Regions from separate parts of the Homo sapiens genome. Here region 1 is linked to region 2. Evidence: chromatin contacts called from ENCODE Hi-C or POLR2A ChIA-PET data. All regions are on one chromosome and are shown on one strand. The core of a region is the stretch at or near the end of the contact, and the rest is flanking DNA. Distances in the headings are between cores, read along the strand shown.

The links. Hi-C counts contacts between places; a loop is a spot of excess contacts on that map. ChIA-PET counts read pairs that join two places held with the same protein, here RNA polymerase II (POLR2A). Pooled maps may share reads with other maps.
Region 1: a loop to region 2 is called in a map of heart right ventricle, with 2.3 times the contacts of the local background. The contact joins two enhancer-like sites. A Hi-C loop is called at or near these places in 2 of 168 maps with a recorded cell type or tissue (PC-9 and heart right ventricle) and 1 of 50 pooled maps. POLR2A ChIA-PET finds 5 or more read pairs at or near these places in 8 of 52 experiments (GM12878, HCT116, MCF 10A and 4 more).

Annotation. Positions count from the first base shown.
Region 1 is chr12:15,726,073-15,731,169 of GRCh38, forward strand. The region is part of intron 1 of EPS8 (EGFR pathway substrate 8, signaling adaptor); the gene reads right to left. Among named protein-coding and RNA genes, the nearest start is that of EPS8, 61 kb to the right of the region's middle. Within about 2 kb of position 2,244, at least 5 of the 41 ENCODE cell types and tissues checked have a DNase peak (open chromatin) inside an H3K27ac peak, as active enhancers do; they include HCT116, where a contact is called at or near this core.
Region 2 is chr12:15,686,353-15,691,073 of GRCh38, forward strand. The region is part of intron 1 of EPS8 (EGFR pathway substrate 8, signaling adaptor); the gene reads right to left. Among named protein-coding and RNA genes, the nearest start is that of EPS8, 100 kb to the right of the region's middle. Within about 2 kb of position 2,139, at least 20 of the 41 ENCODE cell types and tissues checked have a DNase peak (open chromatin) inside an H3K27ac peak, as active enhancers do; they include HCT116, where a contact is called at or near this core.

The DNA of each region.
Region 1 (5,097 bases), core at 994-3,493, 40 kb after region 2:
GAATAGACAGAAAGATTTAAGGAAGCAAAATGCCACTTCTCCTCCAGAAAGCCTTTGTGGGGAGCTGATATCTGAGGACTATTTCACAAGAGAAATTAAAGAGCTGACAAAGCAAGAAGGATTGGGTGCCTTTTTTTTCAGATGAAGGACATGTTGAGGAACAAAGATTACAAGCAGGAAAGCAGCAAGAAACAAAAGGGATAATTACACTGTCAAGAGTGACAGAGTGATGGGATTTACGGAGGGGGCTGGAAATCTCAGACTCATCTGTGGGATATAAAATTCAGTCTCTGTGGTTGGCAAGGAAGAAAATCTTAAAAACAAATCCCTGAAGAGGAAAGCACTGGCTCAGAAGAGTTCAAATATCTGCCAAAGTCCAAGTAGAAGGACCAGAACAAAAGCTCTGTAGTGATACATGCCAGGTAGTTATAAAAAATGGTCAAGGGAGGGGGTCAGATTTTGTGAAAAAGCCTGATGTCTGTGTGGTGACAGCAAAAAATGAAGATACACACTTACATACATACACATGGAATGCTTTCTTGCCAGAGATATTAGTGATATAGTGGGCACTCCTTAAAATAGTGAGACAGCAAAAAGAGGCAAATTTTGAAATGACAATCTGTAGCTTTATTTTTCTTAACTTGGTCTGAGCTGGTAATTAGTTAATCTGTTCCTGCTTTGCCTCCTGAAAGAATGAATAAAGATTTACCGAGTGCCTACTATGTAGTGTGTACTATATTAGGGATAAATGAAATCATATAGTCATCCTTGAAGCAGAAATGATTACTCCACTTTCATTAGTGATGTAGAAGGAAGAGAGAGGAAAATTTAATTCAGGCTAATTAAATAGAAAGCTATTTTCATTACTGAAAGTTATGAGTTGGAAAAGACACAGCATAACCAGAACTGTACTAATTTAAACATATGACAACTTAGATTTCAATTGTTAAACAGTTAAGAATGACTACAGTTCAGTGAGTGGTATTTTTTCAAGGTCTGAAACTCACTAGCTCTCTGAAACCATCATTCCACTCAGGAAATTTTATGAATTTGTTTAGTTAAATCTAAGTTAAGTACAAGTGACTACGTTTTTACTGTTTAAATTTTTTACAAAGCCTGGGCACCTGGGGTTCTGATTACTTCCCTCGTGGATTTAATATCTACCTTTATACGTAGGACTTTACACAACTGGGTTTGCTTTAGAAGCAACGATTCGAAGTAGATTAACTCTCACTATATCCCCAAGTAGATCTGACCATTTGGCATATAGTATATATTTCTAAATCAACAACTCATTTTATCATCCCAAATTCATTGTTTTACTTGTGTCCATCACTCCTCATTCTTGTGTTTTATTTTAAACATAATTGAAACACTTTAATATTTCCTTTAATGTTGGTAGATACTAATAAATTTAACTTAAGACAACTGACCCATTGCTACAACTTTTGTAAATACAGTAAAGCAAGGTATTTAAAATTCTGACTCATTAAAATAAAGAATAAGGCTGGGCACAGTGGCTCACGCCTGTAATTCCAGCACCTTGGGAGGCCGAGGTGGGCGGATCACGAGGTCAGGAGTTCGAGACCAGCCTGACCAACACGGTGAAACCCCGTCTCTACTAAAAATACAAAAATTAGCCGGGCGTGGTGGCGCGTGCCTGTAATCCCAGCTACTCAGGAGGCTGAGGCAGGAGAATCACTCGAACCTGGGAGGTGGAGGTTGCAGTGAGCCAAGGTTGTGCCACTGCACTCCAGCCTGGGCGACAGAGCGAGACTCCATCCCCAAAAAAAATAAAATAAAATAAATAAGTCTAGTTTCCTTTACTAAGATGCTTTTATCAAGATGGTTCTCCCATAATGCTTTAATAAATGATGAAAAACTTATAACTGCAGCATAGAATAATTCCCTACCAGGTCTGACTGCAATGGAAAGATTTAAAGCCCTGTGAAATGAGTAAGCCCCTGCTACTTAGCACTGAAAGGGAATAATCAACAGATTAAAAAGCATTGATGTAGCTAATTCTACTAAATCATTAGTTTTGCATTCTACCTACTAGCTTTTTAGTGATGGAACTTTAACTGTTACCAAAAGCGTAGTCGACTGGTATTATAGAAAGAAAACACAAGTGACCTAATCCAGAAGAATCATGCCAACCATAAAACTCAGCAGATTATTCATCACCATGGCAATAAAAGCAGGCACGGAAGCCAATTCATAGATTCCATTTTCAAACCAGGGGGGGTGCCTTGTGGGTGTATGTGTGTATATAACTTATCCAGTGTCCTTGCCATGCTAATAACAATCCAAGATGAAGCTTAAAGAAACTACAGCAGTGGCCCTTTTAAGAACACTGGATCCCGACTCATGGAAGGGTCATCTGTTCCTCACTACAAAGAACCTTAGAGAATGTTACACAAACACAGCAACAATAATAAGGAACACTCTCCCGGGTGCTGAGTCATTAATAGAATTTGAAGAGTCAGGCATTGCTCCTAATACCACCATATTTATGTGAGGATAGCATATATCTTTTACATGAAAATACAAGGCCTAAAATCACAGATTTTACTATTTACATTTCAGTGAAATATTTATGCTTTGTGACTTACTTGAACACAAAACAACACTCCATTCCTGAGACTTTCAATAAGTTTAAACTGAAAATGTTTGTTGCAGAGATGCTATTTCTAGAAATATTTAAAGCACAATATATGTTAATATCAAACTTTGGTAGCAAAATATTCAAGCCAATAAAAATGGGCTAAAGGACACTGTTAAGAAAATGAAAAGACAAGCCACAGACTAGCAGAAAATATTTGTAAATCCATCTTTTTTAAAAACATTTCTTGTAAGGCACTGTGCTGGCAGCAAATTCCCAGTTCTTTTGTCTGAGAAAGTCTTTACTCCTCCTTCACTTTTGAAGGATAATTTTACTGGATACTGAATTCTAAGTGATTTTTGTTTCTGTTTTCCAATACTTTACATACTTCATTCTACTCTCTTCTTGCTTACATAGTTTTTGAAGAGATGTCCGATGTAATTCTTACCCTTAATCCCCTAAAGGTAAGGTGAAGTCACCCCCCGACCTGTCAAAATCTTCCCATTGTCTTTGAATTTCTGCAATTTGAATAAGATATGCCTGTCTGTAGATTTTTTGGTGTTTGTCCTGAGCTTGGCGTCTCTCATTAATTTTGAGCTTCCAACATTTGTGGTTTGATGTCTGTCATTAATTTTGGAAAATTCTCAGTCATTATTATTTCAAATATTTCTTTTGATCCTTTCTCTCTTTCTTCTCCTCATGGCATTCCCATTCTGCATATGTTACACCTTTTGTAATTGTCTCACAATTCTTAAATATTCTGTTTCAGTTTTTTCCTTCTTCTTATGGCTTCGGTTAGGGAAGTTTCTATTGCCCTACCTCCAAGCTCACCGATTCTTTCATTAGCCCTCTCCAATCTACTGATGGCATCAAAGGAATCAAAGGCATTCTGCATTTCTGTTAGTTTTTAATTTCTTTAGTTGTGTCCCACAAATTTTGATATATTCTGTTCTCATTTTCATTTAGTCAGTGTATTTTTTATCTCCCTTGAAATTTTCTCTTTATCCTATGGATTATTTAGAAGTGTGTTGTGTTATCTTCTCAATGTTGGAGATTTACTTATCTTTCTGTTATTGATTTCTAGTTTGACTCCACTGTGTTCACAGAATGCGTGTATGATTTCAATCTGTCTAAATATGTTGAGGTACTTTTTATAAGCAGGAATACAGTTTATTTTGATATGTACAGTGCCTTCATTAATGTTTACATAGGTATGATTAACTCTCAAGGTCTGTACCTCCCCACACACCTCTTGAATAGTATCTCTCGATTAATCCTGTTTAAATACATTTTGATTTAACTATTCACAATACACTTCTAGGGATCAAGAACCTAAAATGGCTCCGTACTGGCTATCACAACACTGTAAATTCACCTGTGTAGCTTCTGAAGTCCATCGTCACCTGGAACCCTCTCCATTATATCAACTCCCATCTCTATAACTTTGGGGCATCTCAACTTTTCCTTAGTTTTGATAACCATATTGATAATTACAGTTATTTGATAAACACTTTTGTAATACACACACACACACAGAGTCATTTACCCATTCAGCTAACTTATGAAATAGGTATGATAATCATGATTTTACAACAGAAGAAATAAAAGCTCAGAGTTTGGTACTTGCCCAAGACCACATAAGTTAAGTGGCAGAGCCAGGTTTCAAATTCAGATCTTGATTACTCTAAAACTTCTGCTGTCCATCACTGGAAGAATAAAAGCATGACTTTTTTTTTAGCACTTGATTCCATCCAGTTTAATTTAACCTATATTGGGGAGTATAAACTGTAAGCATGGAGCTAGGTACTTGAAGACAATTCTGAAAAATAAAGATTCAACAAGATACACTAGAACTAGACTATAATTGTCTGCAGGCAGCTTAAAAACGATGGGACTTTAAGATAGATAATTCTAGTTTGTAAATAAAACTATGAACTCTTTGAGGGCAGGGGCCTTCTCTTTACCCTGGCATATGACTACTCAATCTTCTCTGTATTTGCTTCCTGTTTTCCTTTTAAGAGAATTACGAACCTATTAGGACCACTATACATTGTTATCAGTATCGACTAGTTTCTAACCGCTGCTCATCTATACTTCCTTTCTTGTTGGTTCCTTAAGAGAGTCTCCCATAATAACTATGTCCTCAAATTATAATATAGCCCTTCTTTTCCTTCACTCCCCTCAGAAAATAATTGCATCTCCCATATAACTAAAAAAAAAAGAGATACAAATGGCATGCCCTCCTTTACATATAAATAAGAATATCTACAATAGCACACAAGGTCTATTAGATGTTAAATACTGCTTTAAAAATAGATTCACAGATGACATTTCAAATATCCCATTTACTTATTTCAGAAATGCCTCTTGTGCAAAAAGTTCAGTCAAAAATATATATCATAGTACCTTAAAGGCATATCTATATATGACATAGAAATTCATCTTTTTTAGATAGAATAATTAAAATGTCATGGGCAACTGCTATCCAGGTTTTT
Region 2 (4,721 bases), core at 889-3,388:
AGTTATACACAGATTTTTGACTGAGTGGGGGTCAGCACCCCAATCCCTGCATTTGCTCAAGGGTCAGCTATATTTGATTTTAAGTAACAGCATCAATTTCCTTATGAAAACACTTTTAGTAAGTCGTAGTTACTATAATTTTATCTTTATTTTCTACAGAAAATAAAATTCTTTGGCAATTAGAAGGATACAAATGATAAATTTAAGATCTAAGTTAAGCGAATGAAAAATGTAACACACTATAATTTTCAAAAAGAAAGGAAATGGAATATATAAAAAATGACTAAGAAGAAATAAACAAGGCTATAAGGTTAACTCAGCAAATTAAATTTGTATCAGAAGGTTTTAAGATCCTCAAATATAAGTTTTAGATTCCTTTTCTTTACTCTTGCTTGCATCTCATATCAATTTTCAAATTGGTAGATGAGTATGTAGTCATGACTCAATATTAGAAAACTACTTACCCAATCTTGCTGCCACATAATTAGTAACTCTCTGCATATTTAACTGTCCTTCAAATGACTTGTGTTCTCAGAAAATATCACAGATTTTTTTATCTACAGAAGTGTGTTTTTGTGTGTTTGGATATGATATTGAAACATCTATGTCTAGGTTTCAATTTAATTTAATTTATGTCTCCCAGTCTAAGTTACAACCAAGTGGGAGGGGGTATTATCATTACTTAGGATTTTCACTAAAAGATCAGTGAAACTTAATTTCCACCAATACTTTGTGACATTGTCTAACAATGATTTTGTTTCAAACATTAAAAAAAAAATCTTCTTTAAACCTCTTAAATCATCACACATTTTGTCTCCTGCAATGTCTTCTAGAGCAATCACGTTTTAATATCTCTTTCCAGTACCATTGGTAAAGACGGCACCATGTATTTTTCTATGCTATTTTTTCAAATATCAATTAACAAAGAATTTTTATGTGTGAATAAACTCAAAAAACTAATAAGGATATTAAGTTCTTGTAACAATAATGTGGTTAATGCCTGTGAAGGTATCACAATTTCTAGACCATATAGAAGAACAGTATTTTCTCAACACCAGTATCAATGTAAATGGAGTAGTTTTATGCCTTTAAGTCAACACAATAAAATCACTTAAAATAGTTAACTTAGTTCCTCTTTCTTTATGACAAAATTCTTAAGCTGTTTATAAATCAGAACATAATTTTGGGAAAAGTCTATGATCAAATCAGAATGTTGTTTGGTTAACAAGTGGCTGAAGAAAACTACTTATAACAAAATTTAATATGCAACTTTAGAAAGAACTACTTTAGCACTAATTATGTTTGCTATTGTGATGGTGTTCATAGGAAGGGCTAATAAAGAAAAGAGGCATAGACATATTCTAATACTACTATTATATTTCCCTCCAGTTCTTGTCTATTCCCTGAGTTGCTATGATGACATCATCAGCACACATGTACTACTGGATGCTATACTATACATGGAAATTACTAATATCTCAGTTCAAAATGTTTTGATATTTTACTGACTTGGGAAACTATGCTAATTTTAAAAAGAATCACTTCTATTTATTGAGTTTTAACTCTGCATCAGGTATCATGCTAAATGCATTCTATTGTCTTAATCTTGACATTAGTTTTTGAAGGAAGTACTATTCTTCATTCTCATTTTATAGATGAAGAAATTGAAACAAACAGACTGCCATTTGTGTGGTATTTTGAAGCTTAATAAAATCACATAGTACCATGAATGACTGAAAAGTAATGTCTTATTTGCATCTAAGGTAAAATCATAGGCAGAAGTGAACACAAAGGAGAAAGGGAAAGAAAACATTTAATGAGCCCCCAGTTCATAAGACATTTTACAAATATCACCTCACTTTATCCTTAAAACAACATTATCAGCTAGTTATTGGCTCTATTTTATGGGTGAGATGACAGCCTCAAGGCGGTTAAGTCATTTGCCTAAGTGGTAATGATACGGAAGGGAAGGGAGTGGTCCCTTTAAATAATACAGAAGTGGGGAAAGGAAGTGCTGGGTAGAGGAAGGCGGGGTCACTGGTTAGGGCTCCACCCCCATGGACCTAGATGAGGACAGGCATTTTTGTTTTCCTGCCCAAATGTTGCATTTCCCAAGACCAGCCTGGCTTGCCACGCCCCCATTTTGTGCCTATAAACACCCTGAGAACCTAGCAGGCAGGCACATAAGCAGCTGGACATTGAGAGGGGCACATCGGCAGAGGAACACACCAACAGGCACTAGCATGCTGCAGGCCACTAACCAGCAGAATGACGCGGAATTTGGAGTTTAGCAGGGGCAGCCGGACTCCAGGGGAAAACCATTCTCCCTTGTGGCTCCCCCATCTGCTGAGAGCTACCTCCACTCAATAAAACCCTGCACTCATTCTCTAAGCCCACGTGTGATCCGATTCTTCCCATACGCCAAGGCAATAACCCCAGGATACAGAAAACCCCCTGTCCTTGCAATAAGGTAGAGGATCTAATTGAGCTGGTTAACACAAGCTGTCTATAGACAGCAAAACTAAAAGAGCACCCTGTAACACTCGCCCACGGGGGCTTCATCTGTAAACATTCACTCCTAGACACTGCTGTGGGATTGGAACCTCACAGCCTGCCAGTCTGCATGCTCCCCTAGAGGTCTGAGCAGCGGGGCACTGAAGAAACAAGCCACACCGACATTGCATGCCCTGCGAGGGGGACAAAGGAACTTTTCTTGTTTCAGTAACAGAAGAAGCTAAAATTAGAAGCAGAACTCAAACTCTGATCTGACTGACTTATATCCCTTTTTTTTTTTCAGTAAGTTACACCATTGTGTGATAGTTTGACCACTGTGTGCTTGCCAAAAGTTTTCAGTTTTATTTGCTCGGATGTGCAATTATATTCTTTATTCTAATCAACTCTTCTTAAAATAAGGTATTAAAAATGCTAGTTTTTGGAAAGGAAGAGTATTTACTGAGAAAACTAGGATTAAATATATTTTTAATGCTAAATATCCTTTTTCCATAACAGCACCACATGCTAAATTAGTACAGCTCAACATACTTTACAAAAGCAAACAGAAAAAGACCTACCAGGGCCTGACATAAACCAGCTGGGTGGGAAGATGGAAAAACATACTCTAAAAACATCTTTTTTAAAAGTTTTGTTTTGTTTTTAATTGACAAATAATAATTGTATATATTTATAGTGTACAATGTAGTGCTTTGATACATGTATAACTATGAAATGATTAAATCAGGCTAATTAGCATATCCAACACCTCAAATATTTATCATTTCTTTGTGGTAAGAACATTTAAAACCCTCTCTGTTAGCTATTTTGAAATACGCAAAACATTAGTATTAACTATAGTCACTGTGCTGTGCAATTGGTCACCAGAACTTATTTCTCCTAACTGAAACTGTGTACCCATTGTTAAGTGAAATAAGCCAGGCACAGAGATTTCACTTATACGCAGACTCTAAAAAAGTTGGATTCACGGAAGTAGAAAGTAGGATGGTAGTTAGCAGAGGCTGGGAGTTGGGGAAGGAGGTGGACCAGGAGAAGAGAAACATTGGTAATATCATCTTTAATGAGACTGAAACGCCTGAATTCAAATTTCATTCTGGTGTATTAAATGGCATCTAAAAATAGTAAATCATAAAACATTACAGGTACAGCAAGAAGAGCTGTAACCCAAGGATGAGATATAATATTTTAATATTTAACCACCCTGTCACCACATGATTACCTTCCTCTGCATCACCTAGAGCAAAGGACATTAAGCAGCAAACAAAATACTGCAGGTGACTCACTGCATTTCCGTATAGCTCCTTAAGAGGATCAATCTTTTCTAAAGTGTACAATATATCTTTATAAATGCTTACAACATACGAAGTGGAAAATGGTATCTTTAGGCAACTGCTGTACTGATTCATCCCACTTCTCTAAATCATAAATACATCTCCCGAATATTACTACAAGTAAAAACTTAATTGTTAAACCACATGGGACTCTTTAAAAAGCATAAGAATTCTATTTTTTTAAAGGTTAACTAAATCTTTCTAGTGTATTATAATGCACATACTTACACTACCCCCAAACTACTTCTCATATATTTTATTGATAGTCACTATTTCTTATCTCAACTTCCTCTCTTCCTGCCTGCCATAATATTCTAACATTGATTGTTTTGATAAGGGAACACAGAGGTATTATATCTTATCAAGGATTATCCATTGTTTCAATTTGTCTGCTCTATTTTAGTAATACATGGTTTTACAGATCCAATGGCCAGCAGAATGATTATATGGGGGAATGTAATTGCTTTCTAACAGAATACGTTGTATACTTTTCTAGGTATCAGACTGTATCAAGAGCAAAATGTATAACTTTATGTCTATGAAAAGTTCACGACTAAGCAGGTAAGTTAAAACCCTCAATTCTTAACTGTTCCTTCTTCCTATTATCCTATGCCTCTTAACATTTTGCCCACAAAGATAAAAATGCACTCTTTTCAAAATAGTATTTTTCATTTATCTTCAAGAATAGAGGCAGTCCTAATAGGCTGCTAGAAAGTGATGCAATAAAGAAGAGTCAAGACCAAACAAAAAAGTCAGTTCCACTAACTGTCTACACTTGGCTGAATATAAAAAAAACAAGCCAGATTGTCAGTAGGTAATCCTACTAAGAAAACAAATCTCTAGCACCTCATCCAACTCACAGAAAAGCTAGGACAAACT